Linked DNA regions of Homo sapiens: region 1 is linked to region 2. Evidence: chromatin contacts called from ENCODE Hi-C or POLR2A ChIA-PET data. All regions are on one chromosome and are shown on one strand. The core of a region is the stretch at or near the end of the contact, and the rest is flanking DNA. Distances in the headings are between cores, read along the strand shown.

Region 1 (5,111 bases), core at 1-2,500, 570 kb before region 2:
ATATACTGGATCAGGTGAGGTAGAGACTGGGCAGCTGGGTCGACTACAGAGGTCGAAAGTGCAGGCACTGGAGTGAAGAGTTCACAAAATAAATATTCCGGACAAGGCCACCAGGCCCAGCAGGCCTTTTCAAACACGGTGGATAAAGATTTGAAGTAGATTAATTATATATCACAACAAAAGGAGATAAAAATTTGCTAAGACTATAAATCATCTGGGAGCGTTTGGGATCGGATTCTAGTCGAGTCTGGTCACTCCCAACCAGCGATAAACCAAAGGTGGGGAGGAGGCTAAATCTGGACCCCAGCGCTCCCCGCCCGCCTCCCTTTCCTCCGAAGGCTCCCAGGAGGCAGAGGGGCGGCGAAAGCACGGAGCAGTCTTGCATCAGACGAGGGGCGGGTACGTGTTTGCTGCCTTACGAGGGCTGCCTTCCCCTCCAGCTGCCCCAGCAGCCACCAGACTGGTTGGGTCTCCGCCAGCTTCCCCCCGCCCCCCGACCCCCCCAACCCCGCCACCGCCAAGGCAGGCTAGAATCGGCGGGGCGGCCCAGAACTTGGTTGGGAAGAATCGCCAGTCCCTGGGTTCCCCGCAAAGAAGCCACTTTGGGGCCCCTCTCCCGATCGCCCCGCGCGGAGGCGGTTGGGGGTTGGGGGAGAGGCGGCGCGAGGCTGCCAGAACAATTGCGCGCTAAGGCGCTGGGGCGCCGCGCTGGCATCCCGCGCTGGCATCCGCGAGCAGCCTGCAGGACCAGTTGGAGCAGCCCGCACTTTGCAATGCTAGCGGAGGCATGCCAACGTGAAAGACGCGGTTGCAAACTAAAAGAAAAGTTTGCATCTCGCCGCCGTTTGTTCTTCCCTCTTTCTGCCTCCTCCCGCCCCCGTTCTTCTCTACCCCCCAATCTCAGGAGGCCCCGGAACTAATTGATACGGGGTGCATGCGAGGGGGGCGCGCTGGCCTGGGCGCAGCCAGCCTTTTTCCATGGAGGTTGCCCTAGAGACCTCAATTTTCTCTCTCTCGCCTTACCTGCAGCTCCGCTATCAGCTCCTCTTTGCTAAGGTTCTGCTTTTCCACCACCTGCAGCCCTCCATCTTGCAAGATCTTCCGGCAGCAAGGGTCCAGGCTGTCACTGATGAGCACTTTCCGCAGATTTGCAAAAGCCATTGCTGGAGTTGGCCTCGGAATCGGCCGCTGTGAGTAGAAGTACCTAAGCCAAGAAGCTGCGGTTCGGCCTGGCGCGCTAGAGTAACTGGGCAGTATTCTCCAGCTCCCGCTCCCCAGTCATCTCCTCCTCCTCCTCCTCTTACAGTCTCCTTTTGATTGGACGGAAATACTCAAACTCTCCGCGACTCCGCCTCCTCCTCGCGGCTCTGAGGTTGCCAAATCCCTGCCCGCTTTATTATCCTCCCGCGATGAATTTCTCCATCTCAGCCAAAGCTCTTACCTACACCTGGTGAGCATATAAAAAGCACAATTTACGCTGACTAGCTGATGCATATCTGAAATGAACGGAGAAATACACCTCATCCTGAGAGAAAAACTTCATTTTCACTTTTCCTCCTAAGGATTCATTTATTAATTCCTTACGAAATTTTTTTTGAGTGGGTAAATGTGCAAGGCACTGTGCTAGACGTTGAAGGGAATTCGACTATCAAAAAGAAAATGTCCAACAATGATAGACTGGATTAAGAAAATATGGCACATATACACCATGGAATACTATGCAGCCATAAAAAATGATGAGTTCATGTCCTTTGTAGGGACATGGATGAAATTGGAAATCATCATTCTCAGTAAACTATCGCAAGAACAAAAAACCAAACACCGCATATTCTCACTCATAGGTGGGAATTGAACAATGAGAACACATGGACACAGGAAGGGGAACATCACACTCTGGGGACTGTTGTGGGGTGGGGGGAGGGGGGGAGGGATAGCATTAGGAGATATACCTAATGCTAAATGACGAGTTAATGGGTGCAGCACACCAGCATGGCACATGTATACATATGTAACTAACCTGCGCATTGTGCACATGTACCCTAAAACTTAAAGTATAAAAAAAAAAAAGATACATCCTCTTTCCTCTGGTGGCCTAACATCCTAGAGTACCAAACACACAGACTTGGAAAGTTACGTAGTGAAAAGCAATAGGAAGCTTTCTGAGACACCAAGGAGCTGTGATTAATTTCAAATTAGTGATGCAATGAGAATTATGAGTTTATAAAAGAGCGGGGACCTGGTGCATTTAAACTAGGCATACTTTGTTAAAGTTATTTATTTCCTTTCCCTCCACTTCCTCTCTAATTATGAAAAAGAAGAAAAGGAAAACGGGATGTCAGTGTGGTTTAATTGACCAAGGAGGCACTTCTCAGCTCTTAACTCTTTTATATTTAAACCCCATAACCGACGTGCTCTCTCATGCCCCATTTTACAGAAATGTCAGAAAATTCAATTTGGGATTAAAGTCACCTAGAATCAGAAGCAGAATCAGAGATGCTCATAGTTGAATTAGAATTCAGCTTTATGGACATATCCAGTCCAACTAACCATTGTGTGTTATGTCATCCTGAGCTATTCATAACTCAAGTGCTAGATCCTTATCCTACAGAACTATGCAATATCAATTCTATAAAGTAATGAAAATTCTATACAGATAATTCCTGGGCACAAATCAGATTTTTAGACACAATGTCCTCAGTGGGTAAAAAAAAAAATTGTCTATCATGTTTGCTTGTTCGGATGAATTGTTATTCCTACATTCCAAGACTCATGAGTATTCAAATTCTCTGTCTCTCTTGAAGTGCCCAGCAGTACCCTGGAGTCTAGGGACAGACAGGGGACCTATCCCAGGAGGCTTAATGGAGGGTCTTGGGAAGCATCCATTTTTGTAACTGCTTTCCTTCAACTCCTCCCAGGGCTCACTAACTGCTTCCTTTCAGTGTAGAATCTAAACCCTGCTATCATTAACATGTAATCCCACCCTTTCACACCAAGTCAAACTTCTTGGATACTGTCTGAACGCACAACCCAGAGGGCCTCCTAAGCCTGATCACCTGTTTTCTTTATTTATTATTTATGACCCACCTACTTTTTAAACAGATCCAAGCCACACAATAAAAGACACTTCTAAACCGTTAAGAAAATAATTAACAGATTAAGAGTCCATTTCCAAGTGAAAAGGAGGGTGTGTGATAATTGTTACATAAGTCAGAAATGTTCCCTCCTTTTAAATTTCTATAGAATTAACTTCAAGTTATCTCACAGTGCCTTAAGCAATATATTTATGAACTTTTCATGTCTTGTTCCCCATGAACTCTCATTTCCTTAAATCAGAGACACGATTTTGTATACCCCCAGTAGTGCCTAGCACCATGCCTTCCACATCACAGAGGCTCAGAAGAGGTTTGATTCAAAAATTAATTTATCCAGTACCTCCTATGGGCTAGGCCCTGTGACACATAAGACACAGCCTTCTTTCCTCAAAAAGAAAAAAGAACAACATTTTAAGAAGAGTACCCCGGCATGGTGGCACATTGCTGTAGTCCTATCTACTTGGGAGGCTGAGGCAGGAGGATTGCTTGAGCCCAGGAGTTCGAGGCTGCAGTGAACCATGATTGTGCCACTGCACTCCAACCTGGGCAACAGAGTGAGACCTGTCTCTAAAAAATAATAAAAAAAATTAAAAAGGTATAGTTTAAGAATTATAAATAAAGGTGTGCTGGAGGGCTTTGGGAGCAAGGAGGAGAACCATCTCCTGAGGTGCCAGGAGGATTTCCAAGCAAGGTTGCCTTTCAGCTAACCTTTTGAAACTCATTCAAGGCAGCTACTTTGAGAGGCTCAAGGATACAGAGATAGGTAAAACATAACCTGCCTTGAAGCTGCTCATGGTTAACTGCCTAATCTTGAGAGCTGAATATGAATTAGCCGGGGGAGAAGAAATGACATTTCCAAAGGCTTAGAGTTGTGAGGAGTTGCAACATGTTCATGGCTTCTCTACCATGGCTGTGGGGGATGCCAGTGGGATACCAGGAGGTGAGACTGCAGAGGGGCCAGGGGCTGCTCATGAAGTGTCTTGCCCTGAGGAGGAGTTTAAACTTGACTCCAAAGTTAGTACAGAGGTACCGAGTGATTTTTAGAAGCGATATCATCAAATGTGTTGCTGGTCGGGCTGAGACCTGATACTGCCAATACAGATATATCCCTCACCACTACACCCCAGAATCTCCAACATCAATTGCAAACTAAGGGTTTTTCTTTGATAACTGAGGGTTGGAGTTGGGGAAATTTCTCCCTCTCCCTGTGTTATTGCATCCATCCATAAAACAGGAACTTTGGCCAGCTTGGAAGTAGTAGGAAAACAGTTCTGCCCTTCTCCTCAGACCCCTCCTTCTCTCCCTTCCTCTGGCCCCAACCCCTTCAGAAGAGAAAACCACTCTGATTAGTGAAGTTTGGGGAAAAGGTCCTAGTGCGTGCCCAGGCCAGCCCCTTTTGGCTCTCTCTTTCGAAGCTGGAAGCCTAAAATAATGTACACACTCCTGCTTCCTTGTGTGTAGTGAATCTGTCAAGGCAAGACCTACCCCTACCTAAGGTTGCAAGATGTCCAGCTGTTCCGCCTGTAACTCTGAGGATAAAGTTAATGGGGTTAAGGGGAGGAGAGTAGGAACTCTCTTTTTCTGCTTGGAGACCAGCTGTGATATCCAAACTCGAATCATAAGAAATAAAATATGTAACAAACCTGCATGTCGTGCACATGTACCCTAGAACTTAAAGTATAATAAAAAAAGAAATAAAATGATATTTTAAGATGCAGAAAATGAACTGTCATCCGTAAAACAGGCATATCTTGATTTGAATTTCAGCTTCTCAAGTTATGAACAATGTGATTTTGGGCAAATTACATTGCCCCCCTAAGACTTAGTTTTCTCCTATGTAATATGGAATGAATAGTATGATAGTGCTTACTTCATAAGGCTTTTGTAGGGATTAAATAAGGCAAAGCATACAAGTGAGTGTAATCTCTAGTGCTTGACTTTCCTTCATTCATCCACTCAATCAGTGTATATTTATTGAAACTGTAATGTGTCAGGCACTGCTGAGGGGGTTGGAAATGA
Region 2 (5,220 bases), core at 2,166-4,665:
ATAAAGTAAAAGTGTTGATGAGAAATCAAAATTTAAACAAGTGTTCAAAATTGTAAGCATGAACATATGTAGACATATAGTTCACGTTATAAGGATAGGACTATAAAACTTTTTAATCTTAGGTATGTTTAAAGTCTGCTTTCCATACAACATTTATATCTTACTTTACCAAAGTTCTTTAGCTTACTCAAATGATAGCAGTGGTAAAATACCGTCATTAAATACAGTGGTGCTTCATTTAAACACCACTGTTGGAGAATGAATTATTCCATAGGAGAATTTTCCATATAACCAACTGCATAATACACACTTTTCTTTTCTTTCTTTCTTTTTTTTGAGACAGTCTTGCTCTGTTGCCCAGTGTGGAATGCAGTGGCTTGATCTCGGCTCCCTGCAACCTCTGTCTCCCTGGTTTAAGCAACTCTCGTGTCTCAGCCTCCTGAGTAGCTGGGACTACAGGCGCACACCACCATGCCTGGGTAATTTTTGTATTTTTCGTAGACATGGGGTTTCACCATGTTGGCCAGGCTAGTCTCGAACTCCTGACCTCAAGAGATCTGCCCGCCCCAGCCTCCCAAAGTGCTGGGATTACAGGTGTGAGCCATTATGCCCAGCCCATGATATATACACACTTTTAAATGTTAACCATTTTGTATGAAAACATTTCAAAAGTGTATTGTAGGTTTTTTCTTCAAAGATACATTGAATAATATATCTTTCCCCGAGGAGTCATGGTTACCATTATTAAAAACTTATTAAAATACGTTAAATATACTGAGCTGAATATATTCCTCCTCTTAGAAGATGGTGAGCTTTGTAGTCATACTTTCCCCAACACCAAAATGCTTACTGTGAAAAAGTACAAAAGTAGACAGAACTGGTTCATTTTTAATACATCCTGTGTCTTTTCTGTTAACTGTTCCTTCTGGCTGTTAAAAGCATAACAATTGCTGACAATAAGCTGTGTAATTTGTTAAAATCCAATTTACTTTTAAAAGAGGTGCCTACTCTGCATAAGAGACTATTCTAGGTGCTGGGGGAGATGTTAGAAATATAAACTATAGTCCTTGTCCAAGAAGCAAGGCTGGCTGAGTGACACCTGAGAGTTACCAGGTCACCGCCACGGTGCAAAACACAGTTTATTACTTCTAACAAAGTCTAAAAATTAGCAAATATTTTCAATTTTAAAAATCAGGATACTAAAGTTATAAAACTTGTGGTCTTAAAGTCCCACCTTTTTTAGTGGGACTATGTCTTGGAAATACCTCCCACGGAAATATTATTGGTCATAGGAGTCTGCAGATACGACTAAGAACTACTTCTTGAAGAAATAAAGTAGGTACACCCTTTGACAGCTTTTGGTGCACCATAGTCTTATTGCTAGGTTTTATCTTGCTATCTAGATGACTAAAGATGTCAGAAAGCTAATCTTGCTAATTGCTAGGGTCATGTAATCTCATTAATAAAATATATGTAAAACACTGTACTATAATGCTTTGCTCTATGTATGAGTAAAACATGTAGGGCATTTATTAAACTGCATTTTACAAGGCATAACATATATCCCCCTTCCCCTGGCAAGGTTTGTTTCCAGGGTCTCAGTAATATCACATTCTTTGGGTTCTACAACACCTCTTGGCTCCTTTATTTCCATCATCTGGCTACTTTCACTCCACAAACTCTATCTGATGGTCTCAAGGATTTCCTTGGTTTCAATTACCATCTGTTTGGTAGTTCAAATCTCTTCTGAGCTCCAGACCCATGTATCTATTTAATGGGCATCACATTTTGGAAGTACTACAAGCACCTCAAATTTAACAGCCAAAACCAAACTGATCAGCTTTGTTGAAGACTATAACTTGATTTCCTAGTTTTTTTTTTGCCTTCATCCCTTTCCTGCTCACTTCTAAATTACACCAATTATACTTGAACTTCACCAGTACTTTGTATACCTACAAGATTATCCTATATGGTTTTAATTTACTGTTTTGTCTTACCCTGGTAGATTTCAGCTCCTTTATAGGCATCTCTTATCTCCTACCTCTCCTTGGTAATTTTCAGTAGCTGGATGAATTATAAACAAAACACATAAAGGAATTGTCATGAATTTCTTCCAGTTATATTTTTACTGAAACACTCGTTATCTGTCTGGGAGATTTTTAGGTGAATTAACAGAAGCAGAAAAACTGTATTAAACTTTCTCATAACCCCAAACAAAACAATTTCTTCCATCAGGTATAACCTTCCTGCAGCCTTCCCTAGACTAGGTTGAAACACCACAGTCATAACCACTCCTCCTTAAAACTTGCGGTGCTTGCTTCTTTAACACCTATTAAGTGTACATCATTTATTTATCCGCTACTCTATTAGACTGTACACAACTTGAAGACAAGATATGTCTTTCTCTGTACCTTCAGTGCCCAGCACATTACGGTAGGGTTCAACAAAGTTTACAGGACGAATGAAATAAGGCCACATAAGTCCAGTGCGGTGGCACATGCCTGTAATCCCAGCACTTTAGGAGGCCGAGGCAGATGGCTTGGCTTGAGCTCAGGAGTTTGAGAGAGCCTGGGCAACATGGTGAAACCCTGTCTCCACCAAAATACAAAAATTAGCCGGGCGTGGTGGCGCACCCTTGTGGTCCCAGCTACTCAGGAGGCTGAGGCAGGAGAATAGCTTGAGTCTGGGAGGTGGAGGTTGCAGTGAGCCGAGATCGCGCCATTGCACTCCAGCCTGGGCGAGAGTGAGACCTTGTCTCAAAGAAAAAAAAGGGAAATGAGGCCACACATGTCTAAAAAGACCACTTATATTACCCTCTAAGAGAACTGGGAGTTTCTAAACAAACTTTTTAAAGGTTGCCTTCACATAGCTAAGATCAGAAATGCAGCCTACTTGACTTTCTTCCAGTCTAAAGCGTTGCTACTAATAACCCCCAAGGAAATTCTCCTTCCAGGAAGGCTGAGCAGACAAGGGATCCAGGGAAAAACACTAAAGCCCCACCCCGCTCCTGTCCCCACCTGCTCGGCAAGAACTGCAGTCCGCCCGATAGCGGCTGCGCTGCGCAGCCTGGAGGCCCAAGCCGCGCCCAGCAAGCAGGAGTCGCGAGACTGGGATTGGCTCTCTGAACAGACGTCATTCCAAACAAGACGGCTCCGCCCTTCTCAAGATGGCGCTGCACTCAATGCGGAAAGCGCGTGAGCGCTGGAGCTTCATCCGGGCACTTCATAAGGGATCCGCAGCTGCTCCCGCTCTCCAGGTAACCAAAGACGGCCCTTCCCTCCGCGGCTTCCCATCCCGCGAGGTTCTTCTCATCCCACTGCCCTCTATTTATTTCTCTCCTCCCGCTTCTTAGGGAAAGTACATGCCTTCCCTCGCCTAAGGTCTACTCGTCTATGACTGTCGGCCTGCTCAGAGCGTAGTGACGTTGCAAGGATACGTGATGACGTAAAGGTTTCTTGGTGGAAAAAGCGCGCCGCTTTCTGACCTCTTGCCGCCACCTCCAGTTCTGGGAGCGGAGCGCCGCCGCTGTTGCCGGGCAACGCGGTGAGCCTACCCCGCGTGTGATGTTTTCAGAGACGGGTTGTTTTAGAGACTGCTCTTCTTGTGGTCTTATTACTGTTTTTACCCTCCTTACCCTAACAACACGCTAAGGGGCTATCGGAGAGAGTAGAGAAGTTTTGTTAGGCATTGGGCAGCTTGGGTCGGGGCAGCAGGTTGGCAGTGTGGTACTTGAGCAAGTGTCAGTGCATCTTCCATTCTGGTTGCTCCTGGTGGCTCCACAGCACTGCTCTATCTAGCAGGCTGTGAAAGAGTGACCGCAAGCTGCTACAGAGTTTGTCCTGTCCTGCGCTTGACAACACTGCTGTTACCATTAATCTCGTCGTACGGAGACCATGTCGCGGCCTGGTCTTATTGGGAATTGTCTTAAATATTTGGAATTTTACCCTCATAGCAAAAAAGTCAGGGGGAGGGGATACCCTTTCAGTTATTCAGGATTTTACCAAACGTCTTCCAAGTACAGTCTCAGTGGCAAGCACTTTGACATACTTTATCTACGGGAGATATATTCTGGGAACTAGAGAGAAAGGAGAGAATGTGATTTTATTAGGTAATTTCCCGGCATCATTTGCATATGTATTGCCATAATGAGTAGGTGTGAGGATGTCGCACCTATTGTAACTGTTGTGTTGAAAACAGCGCTAGACAGGAAGGTAGCCTAGAGGTCAAGGGTTTGGTCTGCCACTTGACAGCTGTGTGACAAGTCACAATCTCTCTGGGACTTTTCTTCTTTTTTTGCTCATATTGAGTGGAGGAAGAGAGCTGGACTGATTGACACGTTAATGTTCTTTCAACCTCTGGAAAATCTATAGTTCCATGATTATGAAGCCAAAACAAAGCCAATGAGAGTAATTATGAAAACCAAAATTTAAGTTCAACTTATTTTTCTAGTCATGTCATAAATTTTTTGAACTTCCGTTTTTTATTAATGTGAGCCTCACAAAATTCTTATAAGCTAATATATTAATATATACCGGAAAGCTGCTTGTCAGCAAACAACTATTCAAATGTCACCTTAAATTTCAGCAGCAATGTTAGGTAAGACAATTCAAAATTAGATAAATTTATCAAAAATTCCTCTCCTTGAAATTTGAGGGTTTGATTCTGCAGAACTAGAATGAGATGATTATTTATAATTTATAGCACATTAACACCTATGCTATCAAAGTAGCTAAGCCGTAGACCCAAACTTCCCCTTATTCCAAACTAAAGAATTGAAGATGTCTTGAGAATAGAGAATCAAAGAGAGAGAGAAAAAAAAGACAAACTGCAGCCTGCTAATGACTGCCCAGGGAAGTTTAAGACACTAAGTCATTATAAATGCTAAAGAAAAAATTTCTTAAACCTCTACTATTGTTTCAGTGGCATTTATGAATAGGGCTATTAAAGTTAATTATTAATCTAGATTGTTTCAAGATGTAGAATTTCCAGTACCGATGAATGTTTCTAAACCTTTAATTTAGCTTTGAGTAGAATAAGTATTAAATGTGAGAGTATTTTTTTAAAGTATAAATCTACATATAATTTCAGTCATTGAAAATGATGGTTTGAAAGATTAATGTGGTTTTTTGAAAGACTGAGAAAAGATACAAAATTGTGTTCATAGTGTTATTACGATGTTATGTTTATATATAAGTGTTTATATAAACGTATACATAGAAA

Evidence for each region. Hi-C counts contacts between places; a loop is a spot of excess contacts on that map. ChIA-PET counts read pairs that join two places held with the same protein, here RNA polymerase II (POLR2A). Pooled maps may share reads with other maps.
Region 1: a loop to region 2 is called in a map of OCI-LY7, with 4 times the contacts of the local background. The contact joins the promoter of PHGDH here to the promoter of WARS2-AS1 in region 2. A Hi-C loop is called at or near these places in 1 of 168 maps with a recorded cell type or tissue (OCI-LY7) and 11 of 50 pooled maps. POLR2A ChIA-PET finds 5 or more read pairs at or near these places in 3 of 52 experiments (WTC11, activated naive CD4-positive, alpha-beta T cell and naive thymus-derived CD4-positive, alpha-beta T cell).

Annotation. Positions count from the first base shown.
Region 1 is chr1:119,708,073-119,713,183 of GRCh38, reverse strand. PHGDH (phosphoglycerate dehydrogenase) reads right to left here and starts at 1,250. Exons shown (of 12, transcript NM_006623.4): 1 at 1,024-1,250. The coding sequence starts at 1,161. LOC105378937 (a long non-coding RNA gene) reads left to right here and starts at 1,338. Exons shown (of 3, transcript XR_947757.4): 1 at 1,338-1,450. RefSeq lists a silencer at 598-697 and enhancers at 838-927, 978-1,257, 1,398-1,447, 929-1,458.
Region 2 is chr1:119,138,591-119,143,810 of GRCh38, reverse strand. WARS2-AS1 (WARS2 antisense RNA 1) reads right to left here and starts at 3,415. Exons shown (of 7, transcript NR_125975.1): 1 at 3,018-3,415; 2 at 1,998-2,064. It overlaps WARS2 (tryptophanyl tRNA synthetase 2, mitochondrial), which reads left to right and starts at 3,158. Exons shown (of 6, transcript NM_015836.4): 1 at 3,158-3,256. The coding sequence starts at 3,167. RefSeq lists an enhancer at 3,077-3,386.